2 separate regions of the Homo sapiens genome follow, and region 1 is linked to region 2. The links are chromatin loops, found by intact Hi-C in ENCODE. Cell type or tissue: psoas muscle. All regions are shown on one strand. Each heading gives the region's core, and the rest is flanking DNA. Links, peaks and the distances in the headings are about the cores only.

Region 1 (16,681 bases), core at 4,700-12,699, 160 kb before region 2:
GGTCAGTCCAGTCCACCTTTCTGCTAGTCTTTGTGAACTCAATGGTACCATAAGATGCAAAAGTTCTACCTCTGTGGAATTTGTAGTAACTACAACAAGGAGGCTGAAGAGTTTGAGAACAGGAGCTCTCCCAGCAGCTAAGGAACCAAAAGGGTATGCCTGAGGGAAAGGGGCACCAGGACACAGCACAAGTCCATCCAAAGGAGAAGGTACACTTCCAACAGTGACATCTAACTGTCAATTCTTGAAAACCTTGGAGGCCGGCCGCGGTGGCTCATGCCTGTAATCCCAGCACTTTGGGAGGCCAAGACGGGCAGATCATGAGGTCAGGAGATCGAGACCATCCTGGCTAACACGGTGAAACCCCAGCTCTACTAAAAATACAAAAAAGTAGCCGGGCGTGGTGGCGGGCGCCTGTAGTCCCAGCTACTCGGGAGGCTGAGGCAGAAGAATGGCGGGAACCCGGAAGGCGGAGCTTGCAGTGAGCCGAGATCGCGCCACTGTACTCCAGCCTGAGTGACAAAGTAAGACTCTGTCTCAAAAAAAAAAAAAAAAAAAAAAAAGAGTTCGAGACCAGCCTGGCTAACATAGTGAAACCCCATCTCTACTAAAAATACAAAAATTAGCCAGGCGTGGCGGCAGGTGCCTGTAATCCCAGCTACTCAGGAGGCTGAGGCAGGAGAATCACTTGAACCTGGGAAGTGGAGGTTGCAGTGAGCCGAGATCACGCCATTGCACTCCAGCCTGGTGAAGAGCAAAACTCTGTCTCAAAAAGAGAAAAAAAAAAAAAAAGAAAGAAAGAAAACCTTGGAGCAACTTAAATAAATACACACAGGTTGTTTTAAGGGCAAAAATAAATTTCTACCATCTGTTTGAGTCAATACAGGATGCCCCACCTAAGGTTGCCTCAGGACACTGCTCTCAGTAAACTTTTCATAATGAGGTTCCACTCCAGACACTAAAAGCAGCCTCCCTCTGTTATTATGCGCTCTGGATTACAGGAGCATTGCAGTTGAATTTCGCACCAGGAGGTGGCTACAGATATCCAATTACAGCAGAGATAATGAAAGACCAGCAGCTCTACCCAGAAACAGGAAGACAAGAGGCCCCCGCTGGCTCCGGTATGGTGCAGTGTTAAAGTGGCCCTTCCCCAGTACCAACATGAAGTCACCTTCAAGGTGTACCAGGTGGCTGGACTATACCTGGAGAAATGTCTGATGTCTGGGAACCTGGATGTAGAACCCTAGTAGAATATTGTGTTGTTTAATATTTTTATTAGATTTGGATGGGTAAGTCCAAAGTTGAAACAGAGATTCAAAACAACATGACCTTCCATAAATCTCAAAGTATTTCAAAATAAAAAGTTTATTTAAAAAAGTAGTGGCACAGGCTTGAGGAAACAGTGGACAGAAAACGAGAGGATGAAATTCAGTAGAGATAAAGGTCAAATCCAGCCCTCAAGCCTTTCGAAAGCACTGGTCCAGCAGGTTGGCAATGTGTATGAGGGAGGTGGGAGTTTTAACTGGTCCTATTCTCAGGGCTGAAGCCACTTGTTGGACGAGGGTTTTGTTCCAACATTGGTCTTGCCCCACCCCTAAACAGTCTGCCTAGCACCTAGGGACAGTGCTGAGGGCAGCAGAGGCACTATCTGCAAATGTCTGTGAGGCTATAACTGGAGAGGAGGCTCTTCCACAGGGCTGTGGGAAGCCCTCCCAGAGGCCGAGGCAGACTCCCACCTGCCAGGCCATACCCAATAATGACCCCTGGCCCCAGCACTCTGCCCAGTCTCCAAGGAGGTGCTGGATAGTCACAGGGGCATAAAGAGCACCTCAACAAAGGGAAGTCAGCTGAGACAACCTTGAAAGCTACTTCACCTCTGTCCACGAGGGCTGAGCTGGGCCCAGCATGCAGGCATGACACCAGGTACTCTCTTCCTGGGCTGCATATCCCTGCTTTGGATCCAAGGGCCAACTCTATGCCCTTGGCCAGTTAACAGTTCCAAGTCAGCTTACCCTGGGGAATCAAGCTATTTTTAGGCAAGCTATTTCTGCAGGGGAGAAGGTTCGTAAGGACTAAGATGTTTTATTTATTTATTTATTTATTTATTTATTTATTTATTTAATTTTTTTGAGACAGAGTCTCACCCAGTTGCCCAGGCTGGAGTGCAGTGGCGTGCAGTCTCGGCTTTCTGCAACCTCCACCTCCTGGGTTCAAGCGATTCTCCTGCTTCAGCCTCCTGAGTAGCTGGGATTACAAGCATGCGCCACACAGTGTGTTTTCGTATTTTTAGTAGAGATGGGGTTTCACTATGTTGGCCAGGCTGGACTTGAACTCCTGACCTCAAGTCATCCACCCGCCTCGGCCTCCCAAAGTGCTAGGATTACAGGCGTGAGCCACCATGCCTGGCCTATTTATTTATTTTTTTGAGATGGAGTCTCTGTCTGTCGCCCAGGCTGGAGTGCAGTGGCACGATGTCGGCTCACTGCAACCTCCACCCCCTGGGTTCAAGCAATTCTCCTGCCTCAGCCTCCCAAGTAGCTGGGATTACAGGCGTGTGCCACCATGTGCGGCTAATTTTTGTATTTTTAGTGGAGATGGGGTTTCACCACGTTGGCCAGGCTGGTCTTGAATTCCTGAGACCTCAAGTGATCCACCCACCTCCGCCTCCCAAATTGCTGGCATTACAGGCGTGAGCCACTGCCCTCAGCCAAGATGTTTTAAATTAAAAATGAAACCAGTCACTTGAGCCACAATGATGATCGGACGGCAAAATGCAGGTGTGCAGACATACCCATCTCTGTGCCTCACCTGGTCAATTAGCTGTCTCCTGGATGGGTTGGTCTCCTCAAGGACGTGAGCCCAGAGCTCCGGATCCTTTCTGCATACCAGGTAGCGGGCCTCGCTTTTGAACAGAGAATTCTCATTGCACACCTGAAATGAGCACACTCATGTGTGTGACACAGCAGCCAACCAGCGGAAGCTGCTTGGGAGGACACACCCCAATTCGTTCCCTGTGTGCCTGATACTGGTTTGGTGGACAGTCAGGGCCCAGGCAAGACGCTATGCTTTGACATGGGATGAGCAGCATCCTACAGGGTTAACGATGGACTCAAACTACCTCAAAATGCCCTTTCCAAGTTTACAACAACTCCCAGGGATGTGCCACATATCTGGCCAGTAGGACTTCCTGCATTCAGGGACATGCTCTGTCTCCCATTCTGTCTGATACAGCCACTAGCCATGGGAGGCTACTGAGCCCTTGAAATGTGGTGCGTGACAGGAACTAAACTGGTAATTTTTAATTTAGTTAAATTTAAGTACTCATATGTAGCTAGCTTTAAACCATCTGTAAAATGTTATCAGAACAGCCTAGAACTGGTATAAAACAGCACAAACACTGCAATGTTTCAAGATCTAAAAACTGTAAACTGTGCTTTCACTGGTAGATCTGGAGACCTTTTTCTGAATGTTATAACAGATCTCCAAAACACCAACAGTCCACTGGAATGTTCTAGCGTGTGCAGCACTTGCTAAATCCTGGTGAGGATCAGATCTGTTGAGTGCCAGATGCCCGGCACAAGGCTGAGCGGCGTGCACACGTGCTTGCGGATGCAGCGCAGTCCGCCTGTGTATCACAGGAAAAGCCCAAGCAGGCTGGTGTGGCACCAACCTCACAGGTGCCCTATTCATGTCTGGATTTTTAGATCAAATGATTAGGTAGGAACAGTTCATACAATTCAACCTAAACATGTAATTATATGTGGATCCAAGCCTGGGCAGATGCAGGCAAAAGACCTGGGCAGATGTCTCAAGGAGAGGCCAGCAAGAGCTCATTGGTCAGGTGATGGGGAAGGGCTTGTGTAGAGGGTTACCCCAAAAAGGGGGCATGAAGTACAAGGGTACTCGGGACATGAGGCACCCAGGGAATTGCAGGCCTCTCCAGGTGGGGTGGCAAGATGGATGGCTGATCAAGTTCGGGAGTTGGGAAAGGTGGCAGTCCACAGAGGAGCTCACGAGTCAGGCCAAGGAGTTCAATTCTGCCCTCAAATTGCCAGGCAATAGTAAGGACTGTAAGCAGAGGGATGATAAGTCAGGTTCAGGACCAACTGGTCTACAGGTACAATGCATACAAATTGCATGAGCAAGTTCCCAAAAGCTGTGAGAATCACAAGGAAATAATCTCATGACCTGCCATCTCCAGGTGCACAGAAAGCCCTGATCAGCTCCCCACAGGCACACCTTTGAAAGCTTCCCTGGGAGCCCAGGGTTACATGGGCAGCTCAGCACATCTGCTACCCACCTTGATGAGCTCAAGGTCACACTGCCCCCGCTCATAGGCAACACAGGCCAGATGGGGGTCTCGCTTCTCACAGTAGCGGCCCACCACGCTGCTGTCATAGTAGGCATTCTCTCTCAGGAAGCACTCGGGGCTGTTGTTGCTGTCGATGTAGATTTTAGCCAGTGCATTGTGAGTGGCAGGCTCCTCACAGCCTTCCTGAATCTGGGACTCCAGCCAGGGAAGCAGCAGCTTGAGCCTTTGAAAGAAGGAAGGTGCTGTAAAGTCTCAAGGCTACCACTGGAAGTCTTGAGGGCAACTCCAGGGCTCTGACAGATGTTTCCTGAAACAAAAAATCTCAGAGTCCATTGACTTCAGGTTGCTCTAGGGACCAAGATGGACCTGGTTTCCAAACTGATTTCTACTGTTAGGTTTTCCCCCAAGGTCTTCACAGTACCAATAGCAAGTAACTCATTGCTACATCTAAGATGTGTACATGAACGACCAGCTATAGAGACAGTCCTGGAGAATTAGACAGAAACAACAACAGACACTAGAATCCAGGGGTAAGAGAAAACACCAAGTAAGGACACCTTACCTATTTCTTTTTTCTACTTCAGCCACCAACTCATCAGTAGAGAACTGTCCTCTCACTGCCATGATTAAGTGTTTAATCACTTCCTCAGAACAATCCACATCAAGCAGCCCTCCAATCACAGCTGGGGTCCGGCTAGGGTTGACCTAGGGTAGTCAAGGTCAAGTAACTTCAGTGTTGCAAACACAAGTTATTGTTAGAAGCCTCCTACGACGTGGACAGTTTGGGCAAAACCCTGAAAGGGCTCCTGTTTAGCACTGCGCTGTGTCCCACCAAAATTCACCTGCTGATGTCCTAACCCCTAGTGGGATTCTACTTGGAAAGAGGGTGTTTAAGAAGGTAATCAATGTCAAGGGTGGGGCCCTAATGTAATGGGACTAGTGTCCTTCTAAGAAGAGGAAGAGACACCAGGAGTGCACATGCACAGAGGAAAGGCCCTGTGAGGGCACAGCCAGGAGGCTGTCTGCAAGCGTGGGAGACAGCCTTCACCAGAAACCAGCCCTGCCGACACCCTGATCATGGACTTCCAGCTTCCAAAACTGTGAGAAATAAATGTGTGTTGTTTCAGCTGCCTGGACTGTGGTCTTCTACTCTGGCAGTCTGAGCACACGAACCCACCACCCTTCAAAATGATAGTCTCTGAAATGTCAGGTGTTACAGGCAGCCTCTGAGGGGAAGACTGCCACTGACTGGGGCCCAGAGGCAGCCGGGTGTCACTCCAGGGAGCCAGCAGTACCTTCTGCACGTAGATCTCAATGTACCTCTGCAGGTTGTTGCGGTATAAATATAGGACAAGGTCATGGACAAAGCCAAAACGATCACACACGATGATGAGGGGAAGCTGGTCTGTGAGCTTGGCCTCCTGAGGATTAGAATGCACAGAACAAGTCAGGGAGTGGAGAAACCAGACAGCCAGACCTCGGACTCATTGCACACATGGGACGGCTCTGTCTCTGCAGCAGAGTGACACACAGGAGACTCAGAATGAGACTGCTCTAAATAGGCTGTCGTTTTGTGGTATGGCATTTGCTTTGGGAAATAAGTGAGAGAAAGATATTAGTATTTGGTTAAAGACTGCTACATTTGGCATTAACATTCCAAATCTGGACAAAAATATCTTTTAAGACAAGCAGCTCATTATGTGCAAACCCAACAGAAACCAGGCCATTCTCAAGAACAGCACACCTGCGGTAAGGGCTGCCTTTTCAGACACGCAGCCGCAGGCCATGGAAACACACCCGGCCACCATTCCCAGATGATGATGGCACTTGGGTAGGACAGCCACAGGCCACCACAATCATGCCTCCCCTCATGTGGTCCCGTGCCTAGATCACATTTTGAAGTTTTAAGTGTGGCCACATGACCTCATTTCCTCCAATGGAACGTGAATCCAAGTGTCATCTGCCACTTGCAGGCCTCGCCCATAAAAACCACCTATGCTGGTTCCTCTGTGCTCTTCCCTTCCTCTAGCTGACTGGGAAGACGACATCCAGGTGAGGTGCTGAACACGGCAAAGCAGCCATGAAGCTGGTCCTTGAAGTACAGTGGGAAGGAAAGTCACCCCACTGACCTCCAGCCTACCCTGGACTGCCACATAAGGAAGTAGGCTTCCTGTTCTTTATGACACTAGTGCTGAGTGGTCTACTTGTTTCTGCAGCTTTGCCTGCCTAATTGACAATGGCACTAATGGGATGTTGATGAATTACAATGCAGCAATAAGTGCCAGATACTTAGAGCACAGCCTCAAGCTGCTTTCCACACTCTTAAAACGATAGAAGGGTTACTTTAGAACTTTAAGCCATAAAGTGGAGCTCTGTCCCTGGGACTAAGGGGTCCCTGGCGAGACAGATCCAGCTTCCTGCCCCTGGGACGTCCTGCGGATGGTCTGCCCCACCTGCCATCAGCAAGGGCAGCTCATGGAAGGAGGCAGCACTGGAACACACCTTCAGGAAGTTCTTCACACGCTCTGGGTTGTAGCAGCTGCTCTCTCGGCATATCCTCTCCACCTCCTTGATCTGCCCTGTCTTACAGGCAGCCTGAATGTATTTCAGATGCACATCTGGGTCTTGGCTGAAGTTCACGATTGAGCCCAGGAAGTAGAAGAGGCCTATGAAGAGAGACCATTCCATTTTTGTCCTTGTAACACCTGCCTGTCTCCTCCGTAGCTGCTGCCCACCTTCCCTCGATGACCCTGCTCCACTCTCCAGGGACCCACAGCACACTCAGAACTCATAATCAATATGCCATTTGTCTGTTTTGGCAGCTCCCAAAAATAGCTAGTCGGATTTCCATTATATTTGGCAGGTATACCTGGCATGTTTTGATGTAAAATACTAGATATTTGGTACAAGTGAAATTCCTTTTGTGGGCCCAGGTATACCTAGATAGTCGTCATCAAGAGTAATTCCCACTGAGGTAATCTGAAATGGTGGTGGGACTGCTTCTCTAAAAAGACACATCAAGGGACAGAGAAATAAGCCATGGCCTCCAGGAGGAGGCCTGCAACTCAACACAGAGCTGACAGTGACATGGGCACCACATGCTGAGCCCCAGGGTGAGCCCCAGAGGACAGCATTCACAGAGGCTAATGATGTTCCTCATCATTACAGAGGCCAGCCAGGAGGCACCAGTAACAACAGGGTACGACACATCTGAGAAGGCCCCTCCCTGTCGAGGTCTTTCACTGTAACTGTGAGACCCTGATGCTAGGAAGGGAATGGGCAGCCCCTGGGCTGACGGTTCTCCACCAACCTACTCTACTGCCCTCTCCCAGCCCAGCTCCACTCAATCGTCTGCCATGGTCTTTCCTACAGGGGTGTCTTCTAAAGAGAAGGCCAGTTCCCTGAGGACAGGGTCATGTCCCACCCTCCACCGATGCCCCAACCTCACTGGACACATGGCAGTGGCTTGATGCCTAGACAAATGCTTAGTCTCTATCCTGGGTGGGCCAGACAGCCCCCATCTGTCCCTAACAAAGCCACTCCCATCCCAACTGCCCTAGAACACTTTTTTGGTGTGATGTCCAAGAAGGGGAAAGGAAGACAACCAGGTTACCTTGTCAGCCCCCCACAATCAACTGGGTAGCAGACACCACAAAGCAATGCACCCTCTATCGTGGGCTCTCATTTAGGAGAGGCCCAAAGAGCCTCCCTCCTGGGGCTGTAAAGACCAGACATCAGGCCCTTTCACTGTACCCACGACACAGGCTTTTAGATGAATTCTTGCCAGACTGTGCTGCGTAGACACACCGGGCTCCATAAGTTTCTCCATCCCATCACCAACCAACCTGATTTCTTCCTTTGGAAATACCAAAAAGGTTACTGAAGCTGAGGGTGCACATGAGATGGCAGTAGCATTCTGCCACCGACTGAGCACCCAAGGCAGCCAGTGCTGCATCCTGCCTGGCTTTGCAGGAAGGCCGTCTTAAGGCGGGCAGGTAGGCAGCAACACCTGAGAAAGGAGGTGTAGTCACATGGTGGGGTCGGCGAGAGGCTGCATGGTTTACCTTTGTAACTCTTGAAGGATTCAAAGAGCTCCACCAGGGCCTGCGTGCCCAGCTGCTCGTGGTACTTAGAGGCCACCTGCACACACAGCTGAAGGTTCTGTCTGATGTTAGCAGACAGCATGGCATGCAGACACTCCACAGAATCCTCCACCGATAAGGAGCCAAAGAAATTGACAAGCCACTGGGAACAAGGAAGAGTCTGTCCACAACGATGCACCACTCTAAAGATTGCTAACACTTGGAAAATAACTAGGTCATTCTCCTGTTCCCCTGAGTGTCAAAAATACAGAGAATTTCCACATAAAGGGGTTGAAAAGCAACTATCCATCACGGGAAAAAGTAGGAGCAAGGAGTAAAGCTGGGAAAAGACACTGATCTAAACTGTTCACCTGGAATATTCCACAGATGATGCTAAAACTTATTCCATAAATTGGAACACAATAGCTAGTTTAGCTTTGCTAATGGTTTCAGACAGTCCTATTAGGTTGTCAATGTTAAAAGGTGACCAGTATACTCCTGCTATTAGACTAAGTCAAAGGTGGATATCAGAAAGAAAGGTGCTACAGGGCCCAGACATGCTGCTGAGCAGATAAACTTTGTGCGTGGGCTGAATTAGAACTGCTTTTGGTAGTAAAGTATGGTAGGTTAGGGCAGTGACAGGCTCAGGCCACAGTTCCACAATCACCAACAGGTGAACACTGGGGAGCATGTGACATTAATTGCATAGACAACAGCCATAATAGGAGTGCCCAGGGGTACACAGTACCTCGGGATTGAGGAGGTGAGTGTGGACCACAGCCCTCTTGATGTCATAGAGGTCGGTGTAGTGCTCCAGTGCTTGCTGCAGGAGGCCTGCCTTCTCACAGAGCTGGGCAATGTGGGCCCGGTCGTAATGAGTAAACATTTTATTTCCAAGGATGGCATCTGCAACCTATGAAACAGGGAGTTCGGTGAGAAGCCCTGATCAATGGCAATAACTTTTTAAGACCAGCTGCTCAATCTTGCCCCAGGGTAGGGTATAGCCTGGCAACCAGAACTCACAGGCCCCTGTCCACATCCATACCTCTGTGGTGGCAGCAGTGCTTGTGGGTCCCAAATCCCTGGCTGTCCTTCAAGCCATCTTAGGCCCTTTGCACAAGGCTTCATTCTCCCATGTTGCAGCTGGGCCAAGCCCATGTGGTCACAGAGTTGGGCCTGTGAGAAAGGCTGAGGCTCCATAAAGCCCTATTACTGGGATGAGTCCAAGTCACTGTTGCAGCTTTTAAGCAATCACATTCTTTTTTTCCTTTTTTTTTCTTTTTTTGAGACAGAGTCTCACTCCATCACTCAGGCTGGAATGCAGTGGCACAATCTCAGCTCACTGCAACCTCCATCTCCCAGGTTCAAGCGATTCTCATGTCTCAGCCTCCCAAGTAGCTGGGATTACAGACGCACACCAACATGCCTGGCTTATTTTTGTATTTTTAGTAGAGACAGAGTTTCGTCATGTTGGCCAGGCTGGTCTCGAACTCCTGACCTCAAATGATCTGCCCACCTTGGCCTCCTAAAGTGCTGAGATTATAGCCGTGAGCCACCGTGCCCAGCCAGCAATCACATTCTTATAGGGTTTCTATGGCAAGATCAATGTGAGGGCTCAAGTCTACCGATTCTCCTTGAATGAGCTCAAGCCTTAGATTAGCAATGACCAGAAGGAGACCTGAACAAAACAAATCCCATTTGTGCTTACTAGACTTCTCTACTAGGCTAAATACAGAACTAGGAGTTGGGGATTGCATTTAAAAAACAATGAACACTCCTGGAAACAATTTTGATGAGGCATAAAATCTTTTTTTTTTTTTTTTTTTTGAGACAGGGTCTCACTCTGTTGCCCAGGCGAATGGAGTGCAGTGGTGCAATCTCGGCTCACTGCTGCTTTGACCTCCCAGGCTCAAGCAATCCTCCCACTTCAGCCTCCCAAGCAGCTGGGATTACAGGCACATGCCACCACACCTGGCTACTTTTTTTTTTTTTTTTTTTTGAGATGGAGTCTCGCTCTGTTGCCAGGCTGCAATGCAGTGGCATGACCCCACCCTGCTCACTGCAACCTCCGTCTCACGGGTTCAAGTGATTCTCCTGCCTCAGCCTCCCAAGTAGCTGGGACTACAGGCATGCGCCACCACACCCAGCTAATTTTTGTATTTTTAGTAAAGACAGGGTTTCACCATGTTGGCCAGGCTGGTCTCGATCTCTTGACCATGTGATCCACCCGCCTTGGCCTCCCAAAGTGCTGGGATTACAGGTGTGAGCCACCGCACCTGGCCCACCTGGCTAATTTTTATATTTTTTTGTAGAGATGGGGTTTGGCCGTGTTGTCCATGCTGGTCTCAAACTCCTGGGCTCTGCTCACCTTGGCCTCCAAAAATGCTGGGGTTATAGGCGCGAGCCACTGCACCCAGCCACTAAATATTCTCTTGAAGTAAGTAATTTTTGGGCTAAGACTGGATAGGTCAACACAGCAGCCTTGCAGCATGGCTGAGTGAGTGCTCCCTCAGTATCTAATGATGGTCTTGACAAGCTACACTCCTGGGTGCCTTCCCCTGCCACCTGGCACACTCTTTCTTATTCCTTCTAGGATCTGCATCACCAACCAGGTATGGCCACAGAGTGACCACAGCCACTGTCACACACCAGACCACTTCAGAGTGATGCACAGAGTTGACGATCAAACACAGTACTAAGAGTAGGGCTTTAGAACATCTAGCACTTACCTGAGTCTCCTATCCTTTGTTTCCTTCAGGTTTATCTTTACTTCTTGTTTTCAAACATTTTCTCCTCATAGCAACAGTGTATTTTATAGAATGTAGAAACCATCACGCAGTCCTACTGCCCAGAGAAGACTGCCAGCGTCCTGGGGCACTAAGCCAGAGCCTGCTGGCACCTCACCCAACTACTTGTTTCTCCTTTAGGGTCTGGGCATTCCTTAGGGTCTGTCTGCCAAGTTTCTGAGTGACGCTTGGTGTGTTTCAAATCTCATTCACCAGAAACGGTTACATACACTCACAAAGTCATGAGAGTCCAGTAGACCCCAAGCAGCAAATTAACAGTACTTTTATTTCCTAGAGTTGGAATATGACCCACTTCTTAGCAGCTAACTTGTAGATTTGAATAAATTGAGGTAACAGAACAATATACTTAATATGTTGTTTCCTAATTATAAAAACAGTAAGTGATTATTAAAGAAAAATCAGAAGAGATAAGTAAAGAACAAAGTGAACTTGTACAATCTTATCCACTTAGTACCGTGGTGAACAGCTTGATATAAACTCCTCTAAATCCCTTTCTTGTATATATATCTAAATTTAACCCAAAATAGCACAGACATGTGATTTGATTATACCTGCTCCCACAAGTTTCAGGCCAACAAATGATGCCTCACCACAGTGAGATACCACTGCACGCCCATTAAGATGGTGATTACTATTATTATTATTTTAGACAGGGAAGATGTGTTGGCAAGGATATACAGAAATTGGAACAGCTGAGCATTGCTGGGAAGAATATAAAATGGTACAGCCTCCTGGAATACAGTATGGTGGTTCCTCAAAAAGGTAAACATAGAATTACTGTAGGACATGATCCAGCAAGTCCACTTCTGGATATATGCCCAAAAGAATTAAAGCAGGGTCTCAAATAAATCTTTGTACACCCATGTTAACAGCAGCATTATTCACAATAGCCTAAAGGTAGAAGCAACCCAAATGTTCATCAATGGATGAATGGATAAACACATGTCATATATACACATGGTGGACTATTACTCAGTTTCAAAAATGAAGGTGTTTCTAACACATGCTACAACATGGATGAACCTTGAAAATAATATGCTAAGTGAAAAAAGCCAGGTAAAAGGACAAATATTTTGTGGTTCCATGTATATGAAATATCTTGAAAAGCCAAATTAATAGAGACAGATTAGAATGGCAGTTGTCAGGGGCTGGGAAATGAGGAGTCACTGCTTAACAGTTACATAGTTACTCTGGGATAATAAAAGTTCTGGAACTATGTAGTGGTAATGGCTGCATAGCATTGTGAATGTTCTTAATGCCACTGTATCAGACACTTAAAAGTTGTTAAAATGGTAAATTTGGTTATGTATATTTTACCACAATGAAAAAAAGAAGAAAGGAAGAAATGCTGCCCTAATTAGAACTGTTTCCATGAAAGTCCTGTATCATGATTTCTGGAAAATCCTTTTAAGGAAAGTCATGGAGAATGTCCACTGAGAAGTACAAGATAAACATCTGGCACAAGCCCAGCCCAGTCCAAAGCCACTGTGCTCAAGTCTGCAAACCCAGAGAGGTGCCACAGGTGCTCTGCCTCTCGGTGTTAGCCTACAAGTCACTGACCTGGGGTGCATGAACAAGGTTCATCTCCAACAGCCATGTCTGCAGGAGTCCCTCAGCTGGGCGATTATTCTTCAAGGCATCCAATAAGAAGGAAGTACACTGCTGAATTAAACTGTTTTCCATGAAAATGTCCACAATCTGAAACATATCCAAGCCACATTTTCACTCAGTATGTTTTCATTCAGTGTTTCATTTTCCTATTGAAATAGTTCCTGAAATATTATCTCATTTAGAAATTCAGCAATTAGTTCCCTCCCTTGGTTTTTTTTTTTTTTTTGAGATGGAGTCTCGCTCTGTCACCCAGGCTAGACTGCAAAGGCACAATCTCAGCTCACTCCAATCTCTGCCCTCCACCTCCTGGGTTCAAGCGATTCTCCTGCCTCAGCTTCCCAAGTGGCTGAGACTACAGGCACCCGTCACCACACCCAGCTAATTTTTCTATTTTTAGTAGAGACACGGTTTCACCATGTTGGTCAGGCTGGTCTCGAACTCCCGACTTCAGGTGATCCGCCCGCCTCGGCCTCCCAAAGTGCTGAGACTACAGGCATAAGCCACTGCGCCCGGCCCCTTTCCATTTTCTTCTGTCATCGCAATTCACATACAGCCAGGTGTGGTGGCATGTGCCTATAGTCCCAGCTACTCAGGAGGCTGAGGTGGATGCATTCCTTGAGCCCAGGAGTTGAGACCACTGTGGGTAATGCAGTGACCTCATCTCAACAACAACAACACAATTCACGTAATTTATGGTCATTAATTTATTAATAATCTTGCAAAATCATATCACCTACATCATACTTATCAGTGAGGTATTTTACTGAAGTATATGAAAGGGAGTAACTTTTATAACATATGAACCCCCAAGCAGTAATCATACATTACTTAATCACATCCTAGAGGCAGCTGTGATGCTTAACTTTAGGTGTCAGCTTGACTGGATTAAGGAACACATAGAGAACAGGTAAAGCATTCCTTCTGGGTGTGTTTGTGAGGGCATTCCCAGAGGAGACTGGCATGTGAGTTGGGGGAACAAGTAGAATGATCCACTCTCAATGTCGGGGAACACCATCTAATCGGCTGGGGGCACAAAAAAGGAAAGAATAGATTTCTTCTCTCTTTCTCCTGGAGCTGGGACATTCTCCACCTCCTACCTTTGGACATCAGAACTCCAGGCTCCCCAGCCTTTGGACTCCAGGACTTACACCAAAGGCCCCCCAGGGTTCTCAGGCCATTGGCCTCAGACTGAGAGTTACGCCTTCAGCTTCCCTGGTTCTGAGGCTTTCAAACTTAGATTGAGCCACGCTACCAGAATCCAAGGTCTCCTCTAGCTTGCAGACAGTCTATCACAGGACTTCTCAGCCTCCATAATCACGAGCCAATTCTCCTAATAAACTCCCTCTCATATATCTGAGATAGGGTCTCACTCTATTGCCTAGGCTGAAGCAGTGACAAGGTCACCACTCACTGCAGCCTCAACCTTCAGGGCTCAAGCGATCCTCCCATCTCAGCCTCCTGAGTAGCTGGGACCACAGGTGTGCACCACCATGCCTGGCTAACTTTTAAAAAATTGTTTGTAGAGATGGGGGTCTCACTATGTTGCCCAGGCTCCCTTTCATATAGCTATAGCTACGCTATTGATTCTGTCTCTCTGCAGCATCTTGACTAACAAAGCAGCTGATACTTGATATCTAACTCATATATATCATTATATTATTGGGGCACAACTGGGAAAATGCAAATATTTACTTAGACAATTATTAAAGTTAAATTGATGTTAATTTAAATAATTAATATGCCTTAGTAAGATGTGAAATACAGGAATAAATTTAATAATTGTTTTTGAAGGACAGCTTTACAGGAAAATAAAAAAGAACTTATTAACTGTGGAACTTCTCATAAAGTATGAGAAGTTTATATTTTGAACAACTTTAAAATATGAACTGTAAACAAGATGTGAACTGGAAATTTCTTTCCTATTGAAAGCTAAGTAAATTTGTCTCAAATCTCTTATTCATGTTCTCCAAAATATCTGCAGATTCCCAGATGTACAAACACATACAACTGCACTTATTATTTCTAAACAGTTGTTGGTTCTGATGCCTTGCTTCAAGCTTTGTTACACATCTATATATCATCAAAGCTCCTTGTACCAATTTACTGAAAGTGACTTGTCATGTGTTTACATCTAAATTTTAAGTAGGTTACACTAAAAAACAGGCTGATGCTCACGTAATCCAGGTCAGTCAGACACCCACAGGATGAACATCTGGGGGACGCAACAGCACTAGCTCCTGGTGCTCAGGCCAATGGTCAGGGAGAGACAATGATGTAGTAACTGGGGTGGGCCACGGGATGGAGGGCTGGAACCTAAATGACATCCTCACACCCTACACCATCACCACCCAAAGACACAAACCCAAACAAACATTCTCTAAAGTACTTCAAAACAAAGGAAGCAATGAGTACTCACATAGTAAAGACTAGAAGACAAACTCCCCAAGTACACTAGATTTTTTAAAACTGCAAGATTAATAGCAGATGAAGAAAAGCATTGAGACAAGTTAACAGGAAACGAATCAAAGAAATCTTCTAGATGGCTCTAAAAAGCCACAAAAAGTTGTCCAAAACTGCCTACGCTCACCTGGCTAATGTTGGCCAGCGGCTCCTCGTCCTGCACTAGCATTCGAGAAAACTGCAGGCCCTGTTCCGGACTGATCTTCATTACACCCCTCAGCAGAAAGATCCAGTCTGGGGTGTACCCAACCTAGAAGCAAGGGAGCACCAATCAGGAAAATCAATGAAAAACCCTGGGCATTAGAAAAGGAAGTTATCCATCCTTTGTTTTAAACTCGTGTTAACAAAGAAATGAGCAGCAACATTATCATGTGTAGGTACCACCTTCTGCCAAACACAATATCCAATTAAATGAATTGATTTAATGTACATGGAAGGCACAATTAACTATACAAAGAGCCCAGACCACAAAGAAGTTTCCTGATCTGTGTGCAAACACAGCCTGCCAGTAAGCACACAGGGATAAGATCTGGGAGTCTGCCAAAATATCAAATTAACATACAGAAGGAAGAGAGGGAGAGAAAAAACAAGATAAAGCTCCCAAATAAAACGAAGATGGAAGGACTGGAAAACTAAGGATAATAAAAAGCTGAAGAGAATAAAATATGATCATTATGAATAAAGATCCTAACAGCAACATTGCCAACTCTCACACCAGAGGACTTACAAAGAAGGGTATTTTATAAACTTTAAAATCAGCAACCACTCAACCACACGTGAGTAATCTGTGAGATGCCAGTGGTTCAACACACGTTACCTTTTTGGCATAGAGCACAATTTTCTGGAATTGGCCTGTTTCTGCAAAACACTGGATCACTTTGCTTGGCACATTTGCCCGAAGGTACACACTCAGAGCGAGCATGGGGTCAGTGGTTTTGACCAAGTCTCCGAGCTCCTCTGAGCACTCCAGCTGTGGTATGCCAAGGGACAAGGCAAAGTTAGGAGGCAGGTAGGGAGCCTGGACCAAGTTTTCAAGCTGTGCGGGGGGGCTACGAGCTCACAAGTGTTTCTACCTTATCTTCTTTCAGCCACTTCTCTAGGAGTTGCTTACGCCCCTGCTGAAGAACCAGATGGCAAAGTTCTAAGGATTCAAGTTTATTGAGCTGACCCTGGTCGAGCAGGATTCCGAAGTACTGCAGCAATGGAGAAGCCTGGCCAGACTGAGCGGGTATACTCTGGAATTTCTGGACCGTCTCTCTGGTACGCAGGATTCCCTAATAATAAATGGAAAAATAGGTCATTGTGTTGTAATCACAGGGGATCCCTTCACTCAACTTCCTTGTATGTAAAAACAAAAATCTGCCAGTGGAAATTCCACACTGCTCTGTCATAGACAAAAAGTCCTCTAC
Region 2 (8,000 bases), core at 1-8,000:
ATCACTCCTAGGACCCAAATGATTTTGGGAATCAGATCCTAGAACAAAAGTCTACTTTCACAGCTCATCTGCAGCCATAAGCCCTGTGGTTGGAAGTCCCCATTGGCCTGCTTAGTGTCTCTAAGAGTATGGGAAGGCCTGGCACAGCAGGGCTGGGGAGCCTCCTTTACTCCCACCCCTCCTAGTATGTCATCATACTCCCCTCCTTCTAGGCCCTCATAGTCTTGTGCCCTAACAAGCTAGACAGGAGCCTCATGAGAGCAGAGATGGTGTCCCCAGCACACTGTAGTGACTGCTGTACATGAAAGTGCATGAGGAACACACTTCCATGGGATGTGCAAATGTCCAATGTGGGATTCTGCTCAAGAACAGGGACTGTGGTTAACAGGACATCTGCTTTACAGCAGAGCATGGGTTGAGAGGCAGCGTTCCAAGAGAGGTGCCTTGGGACCTGCTCCTGCAGGGCTTGAATGTGGCCAGGAACCTCCTTTTCTTGCCATCTTGGCTCCTGCCCTTCTCTCCTGAGTCTATCCCCTGGAATCTCGAAGCAGAATTCAGTGTTTGGCCAGGGTTTCCCTAGTGTTCCTCCAACATGGAGTCCCAGCCTGACTTGGGAAATGGTAAGCAGATGGGTTATTAGGCTCCCAGAGTGACTCCAAGGGAGTGCATAGTGATCCCAGGTACCTGATGACAGTGACAAGGTTGGAGGAGGACCTGAGGCCTCTGAGATACTCATTCCTTCATGGAAAAATGATGGGGTGGCAGGCCCCATTCTAAGTGTAGTCATTAAGGCAGACCTCTCCCCCAAAGGGGTTCACATTTTAGTGGGGAGGTCACACTGTAGGTTAAGAGGAAGCTTCCACCAGCAAATAAGGTCATGAGGAGAGCTGCCAGCCTGCTCTGGGCTTTCACAGAGCTCCCTTCAGACACATACACACAACCCACCAAGTGGGGGCAGGTTTCTAAGCCTCTGGTAGGTGAAGCAGGGCTTTTCTCAAAGCCTGGCAGAAGGGCAGAGAGACCCCATCACCCCAGCAGAGCACAGAGGGGAGGCAGCCTGGCCCAGAGGCAGCAGGCCTTGTTCACTCTTCTGACCTAAGGGTCACATACAGTCTGGGCAAAGAGCCATGCTATTTTCTGAGGCTTAGTTTCCATATCCACGAAATGGATGAGCCTTGCCTTGAAGGGTTTTGTGCAATTTAAATGAAATCATATGTGCAAAACACATTCCCAGAGCCTGGCAGACAATGCGTTCTAAGAAATGACCAATATTACTACCATGAAGGTGAAAGTGACATGAGCAGGGGCCCCTGAGGAGTCACTTCAGCTCTTTCCCAGGGCAAAAACCTCCCAGTGGATGGCCTATTATCAGCTCAAAAAGAGATGCCTAAAATAGTTCTACTCTTAACTCCAGGACTTATTTCTGAAATGGGGACTCGTTTTTTAATTAATCTATTTTGTAAAGAAGGATTACAAGATATAAAAGATGAATACCCCATTACATGTTAAGAAATGACTTGTCTGTGTATCTCACAAGAAGAGGGTGTAGTCAAAGGGGTCTCTCAGAGCTATTGTGGCAATGGCCACAGAGCACCCAGCAGCACAAGAGCCGTCAGCCTACCTTCTCCTCCTCGCTCAGGGGATCGCCAAGCTCATCCTGGGAGAAGTCGAGGAATGCCACAGAGCCGTCCATAGAGCATACCAAGATGCCCAGCCCATTCAGAGTCCTGAAAGACATGGCCATCAGCAGCCTGGTAGCAAGAGCCCCAGGCAGACACATGTGCCGCAGTAGCTGGCCTGTGAGGATGGTGGGCAGTGTTCTAGGGAGATGCTGGAAACTCCTGGTTCCCTTCTGTGGCCTGGTTCCCTTCTTTGGCCTGGGCGGGGGGGGGAGGGGGCGACAATTGTATCCCAAAGGGCCCTGGTGTTCTTTAGCTCTAAGCAGGTGTACAAAATATCTCCTTTACCATATGTTCTGTAAGAATTTTCAATTTTACTTATCTTACTTTTGAAACTATTAAAATAAAAAAAACTTGACAAAGTATACATATAAATCAGGTCACTGAGAAGCAGAAAGTGTGCTTCTGACTTTGGTTCATGCACTGACGGAGTAAAGTGGAACATACTAGGATCACGTCATTCTCCTCGTCTTAGACAAATCCTGAAAAGGCATTTTCCAGTGGCAAATTCTACACAGGCAGGACATTCTCGCAGCAGCAGGTACACCGCTGCCAGTTCCCAAATCACGTGCAAACAGCACTCTTGGTCTGCGCTACTATGACACCTGGGGAGGGGCCACTGGCCACCTGACCCTAGTCACACCCAGAAGGCCTCATGTTCCAATGTGTGGCTTCTCCTTTCTTAACCTATTCCTGTAAGTAGAATCCACCTTACCAGGAAATATCCATGATGGATTTGTCAAACAGTTCATGGATGACCACCAGCGGCCGTTTCAGACATGTGAGCTGGAAGGAAAGACACAGTCAAGGTTAATGAAATTACTGAAATCCCCTTCTGTATTCAGCTCAGTTAACATAACCAACCTAGAAGCCTGGGTCAAAGTGGCTGCTGATATTTAAGGCATCTTCAACTCTATTCAAACTGCAGCTGCAGAGATCCCAAACTGTGGGAACCAAAGCCTGCCAAAAATGTGCATGCTACCTAGAGTGGACCCTGCCTCCAGGGCTTGCTGTGGTCTGACAGGGGAAATAGCTTTATACACAGATAACTAGCAACAGAGAAGGCAGAGTGGGAGTGGGTTTCTGAAGGGCTATGGTCGGAGGAGAGGGACAGCCCCAGGGTGGACCTCTGAGAGGGTCTATGGAGCAGGAGACACGATGCCAAAGCCTAGACAGGGGATGAGGCACCCTGAGAGAGAACACAACACATCTTCCCTGGGCCCAAGGGACTCTGGTACACATTTATCCAAGGCTCATTCTACACTATGTGTAGGTAGTACAGAAATACACACCTGGGCCCTTAATCTGGGCCTAGTTACCGACTATTAATACTTTGATGAATTATTATCTTCTATTTTGTGCAAATATTTATTTTATTCTTCAAAGTAAGAATTTATTTTATTCTTCATAGTTGTGTCTGTTTTTTCATTTAACACACAATAAGTATGTCATTAAATATCCTGTAAAAGTCTCTTCTGGATGACTGCATAGCATGCACTGTGCATATTCTCTATCGAGTCACTCAATTGCTGGCATACACTCTGACTCCACGTTCCCACAACTATGGTAGGCCTTTCCACTTGTGCACAAGTGCCTGGCTACCCTGCTGGCTGGCCCTGAACTGCAGGACAATGGGCAGGGAAGAAACACACTTCCTCACGGGATGGTGGGCTCCCATAGGTGCTGCTGCAGCTTCTGGGAGGCTGTGGGGCTGAGCGTCCCAGTGCAGCCTGAGACTGCTATGTGGGGAAGGAGAAGCTGTGTCTACCCTAGTGGTGGAGAGGGGGCTGAAGTCTGAACGATCTGGAACCCACATTAAGAATCTCGCCTCCACCTTAATTCCACTTCTAGAAAAAGCTGCCTTGTCCCTCCTCTCATAAATGTGCCTACAGACCCCTCAGAAATCTACAGGCCGTGTGACTGCCTAACCTGAGCATTCTAAGAAATATGGGCATCACAGTCAGTGATGTTTTGGTTGCAGCGCCACAAACAGGGCCTCTGGCTGGGAGGAAACAGGGAAGGTCCCCTGAACGGCAATCTGTGGTACTGTGGTTCAGGTTCCAGAATGGGTGTTAAGTGAATACTTGGCCTAAAAAAAAAAAAAAAAATCACAACGCACACAGTAATATATTTCTCTATACCAAACTAATAAATGCAGCCAGAGGATAACCTTCAAACCCAGAACTTCCAACTTGCTCTGCTTATAGGGACACTTTTTTACAAAATGAAAAAAAAAAAAAATTAATGTGTGTGCACTTTGCTTTATCAAACTTTAAATATATTGGCACCTTGATGCTCAGCACCAAGACTGCTCCCTGCACTGCATGCGGAGGTGTCTCTTACCACACAGTCAGGTCACAGCACACCAGCCCCTGGCAGTGAGAAACTTAACCCTTCAGGAGCCCTCACTTAGAAACCGCCACAGTTCTTACCCTTGGGTTCTCACTCGCCAACTACCATTGAGTATATCTGCTGAGAACCTGCTCTGTAGAGGGCACTGAGTTAGGAAGGTGAGGGGAACAATGAAACTGAAGACACATCGGGCTGGGTGTGGTGGCTCACACCTGTAATCCCAGTACTTTGGGAGGCCAAGGCGGGCGGATCACCTGAGGTCAGGAGTTTGTGACCAGCCTGGACAACATGGTGAAACCCCATCTTTACTAAAATTACAAAAAAATTAACCGGGTGTGGTGGCCTGTAATCCCAGCTATTCAGGAGGCTGAGGCAGGAGAATCTCGCTCGAACCCAGGAGGCAGAGGTTGCAGTGACTCAAGAAGCCAAGATTGCACCACTGCACTCCAGCCTGCTGGGCAATAGAGGGAGACTCTGTCTCAAAAAAAAAAAAAAAAAAAAAAAAAAGAAGCTGAAGACATCGCCTCATCTCAGGGGATCCAGCGAGTGAGGAGTACTAGGCTCACAACCTTACCCATCACAGCATCACCCAGGGGTGAAATGGACTAATAGAGGCGTCAGCTTTCTGTGTGTCTTTTTCTGTGGACATAAGCACTTATCTGTCTTGGTTGTATGCCTAGGAGTGGAAGTGCTCTAGGTCATATGCTTAGCTGTGGTAGAAACTGCCAGACAGTTTTCCCAAGTGCTCATGCCAGCGTAAACACCTGTCAGCAACACGTGTCAGCAATGTATCAGTTCCAGCTTATCATGTCCTTGCTGACACTTGGTACTATTTTTTTGTTTTTTTTTTTAATTTTAGAACTCTACTCATAGGTATGTACTCATAAATGAAAACGTACATCCACATAAAGACTTATACAAGAATGTTCATATCAGCTTTAGTCATAATATCTCAAAACTGGAACAATCTTAATGTCCATCAACAGGAGACTGTATAAACAAATTGTGGTGTATTCATACAGTGGAATGCTACACCGAAATTATAAGGAATAAAATACTGTTAAGTGCAGCAACATACACGAATCTCAAAAACACTGTGCCAAGCAAAAGAAATGAAGACACAAAGAAGCAAGTACCACACAATTGCATTTATATGAAGTTCAAGAGCAGGCAAAACTCATCAGTGTAACAGAGGCCATTAGAGTGGTTGCTTTGGTGGTGAGGGAGGTCTTGACTGGGGAGGGACAAAGGGACAAAAAGGAGTGCTCTAGGCAGTGATGACACTGGTGTGTAAACATGTATGACAACTCACCAAACTGTACCTTTCAGGTGAATACACTTTATATAAAGATTTTTCTTTTTCTTTTTTTTTTTTTTTTGAGACGGAGTCTCGCTCTGTTGCCCAGGCTGGAGTGCAGTGGCGCGGTCTCAGCTCACTGCAAGCTCTGCCTCCCAGGTTCACGCCATTCTCCGTCTCAGCCTCCCGAGTAGCTGGGACTACAGGCGCCCACCACCACGCCCAGCTAATTTTTTGTATTTTTAGTAGAGACGGGGTTTCACTGTGTTAGCCAGGATGGTCTCGAACTCCTGACCTTGTGATCCGCCCACCTCGGCCTCCTAAAGTGCTGGGATTACAGGCGTGAGCCACCGCGCCCAGCCATATAAAGATTTTTCTAATAGGAAGCAAGCCCAACATGCTGCTCATGGCATTGACCACTGAGGGTGCTGCCTGAGTCTGGACACAAGAGCTGGTCTAGGTGGGGGTCAAGGTGGCCTCTCCTGGCTGGGCACAGACCCAGTCTTCAGCACTTCCTTCTGGGAGAGCAGGAGAGCCTGTGAGCTTCCAAGGAGGGGCTGACCCCAGGTGCAGAATAGAAATACACTCTTAGCATCACCCAAAGCAGGTCTCTTTCCTCCACTTGCTACTTTACCAACCTACACCTCCCGTCCTGCAACAAAAGCTCAGGATAGCAGGCTCACCCAGACAGAAAGCGAGCGGTCCTTGCTGCCAACAGCACAGCAGCAGTACGGGCAGCTAGGCTTCGCAGAACTCCCATTCTTCTGCTTCTTTTTGAAGATTTTTGGGTTGAATTTCTAAAGCCAAATAACAGATGTTAAAAATAATTAATCAAGCATCAGGCATGTCCCCTGTGCCCAAGTCCCAGCCCACTGAAGGGAGTCTCCCACAGACATTCTCTGAGCCCAGGCACTGAGCATGCATTTCATCTTCCCGACCACCTATGAGGCATCTGGCTGATGATGGAAAGGAAGCTTAGGGAGGTCAGAAAGTATGTGCGGAGGCACCAAATGAGTAAGCTGGGAAATGCAGATTTGAAACTAGAGCTACCAAACTCTCCATTTCTGGAGCTTGCCAAGTAGAAGGGATGCGTAGCTACTGAAACTAGCCTTCTCAATTCCCTCTGGCCAGGCAGGGCCAGCCCTAGGACCTGCAGAAAAGCTGAGCCTGCAAGGGGGCTTCAGAAACAAAGACCTACTCACTCCCTATCTCCTAAGGGAGGCCAAGGGGATGGGCAGGAGGGGTGTGAATCTCTGAATTCCTTATTGCCTCACTGCATTTGTTGTTCAGTCATAACCGTCTAGCAGAGATCTGCTCAGTCAGAGAGTCATTTGTGATCTCCCTGGGCCAGTGACCATGGCAATATCACACAAAGGTGCTTGGTTGGCTGCTTAGTCCAGGGAACTACCCCGAGAGTAACTTGTCTTTGTTTCTGCAAAGGATGAAAGCACTCACTGAGCTCCCAGACACCCTCCTGGATTTAAAGGGGTGGGCGCTCTGGGAATCCCCAACCTAGGACAACTGAGGGCAGAAGAAGGAGGGTTCCTGAAAGCCTGGTGTCAGGTAGCCTAGAGATGTTTTAATTCCAGAGGGCAGGCAGGAATGGCCGGGGTGCACAGAGACTGGAGAAGATGGAACTCAGAGGCGTGTCCCTGGGCTTGCTGTCTCTAACACCAATGAGGCTGCAGGGCCTTAGGAGCTCTGTGAGCCATAGGCAGGCGTCGTGATCTCCCAGAGCTGCTAATAAAGTGGTTGTGAGGACTGCATGGGAGAATCACGTAGAGCACTAACCATGAAGCACTGATTTCCAAAGACTTTAGCAACAAAGCTCTGGTTCAAACAAAACCCTACATGAACTCCAAAACAAAAAAATTTAATAAGTAATATTTTATTCATATAAAATTTGTGTTTTAAGGTACAATATATGATACTTATTATCTTTTTTTATTTTTATTTTTGAGACGGAGTCTCGCTCTGTCGCCCAGGCTGGAGTACGGTGGCGCAATCTCAGCTCACTGCAACCTCCGCCTCCCGGGTTCAAGTGATTCTCTTGCCTCGGCCTCCTGAGTGGCTGGGATTACAGGCGCATGACACCATGCCCAGCTAATTTTTGTATTTTCAGTAGAGACGGGGTTTCATCATGTTGGTCAGGCTGGTCTTGACCTCCTGACCTCATGATCCGCCCACCACAGCCTCCCAAAGTGCTGGGATTACAGGCATGAGCCACCGTGTCCGGCCGATACTTATTATCTATTTAAACACGGGCAAAAGTGAGTCTATTTTCATCAGGGTCTTGGATGATCCTTCACTTTTATCAACCTTAGTCCACCAATCTGTTTATTTTATTTGGCTGCCCAGTGTTGAGAAAATCCTGGTTCTCACAGATTATTCGCAACTACTTAACAGCTTGCCTTGGGCTCTGTCAGGACACTATTTAATTAAAGTCATGGAGAAGCATAAGACGAGTGGCCAGACAACTCTCATGCCTAAGGACTGACAGCAGTTCACGCCTCTGAGCTCTTCACCTGCCGCAGCAAGATCTGGCAGCAGCTCCCAACTCAGTGATCCATGGCATGGCCTTGCACCTGTGGTTGATGCTGCCAGGTGTGGGGACAAGCACAGTGCTTGGTGGGTATACCAGAATTGTACCTGTATTCACTGGAGCCAGGTGA

The links. Hi-C counts contacts between places; a loop is a spot of excess contacts. Peaks named below come from ENCODE experiments on the same cell type or tissue, not always from the same donor. Only the 100,000 strongest peaks of a DNase experiment are listed, where the experiment ranks them.
Region 1: a loop joins it to region 2, with 1.8 times the contacts of the local background. A loop is called at or near these places in 1 of 110 quality-filtered maps.

What each region holds. Positions count from the first base shown.
Region 1 is chr22:19,217,077-19,233,757 of GRCh38, forward strand. CLTCL1 (clathrin heavy chain like 1) reads right to left here. Exons shown (of 33, transcript NM_007098.4): 8 at 16,346-16,546; 9 at 16,090-16,242; 10 at 15,400-15,522; 11 at 12,762-12,899; 12 at 9,143-9,307; 13 at 8,377-8,557; 14 at 6,815-6,978; 15 at 5,608-5,733; 16 at 4,875-5,017; 17 at 4,301-4,535; 18 at 2,809-2,931. Among named protein-coding and RNA genes, the nearest start is that of SLC25A1, 47 kb to the left of the region's middle. RefSeq lists enhancers at 642-1,379, 6,305-6,856, 16,152-16,681. In psoas muscle, for the core only: no CTCF peak of the experiment used is centred there; no DNase peak of the experiment used is centred there.
Region 2 is chr22:19,386,090-19,394,089 of GRCh38, forward strand. HIRA (histone cell cycle regulator) reads right to left here. Exons shown (of 25, transcript NM_003325.4): 9 at 6,012-6,125; 10 at 2,395-2,465; 11 at 1,622-1,727. Among named protein-coding and RNA genes, the nearest start is that of HIRA, 42 kb to the right of the region's middle. In psoas muscle, for the core only: a CTCF peak has its summit at 4,485; a DNase peak (open chromatin) is centred at 4,772; H3K27ac peaks cover 1,581 bases.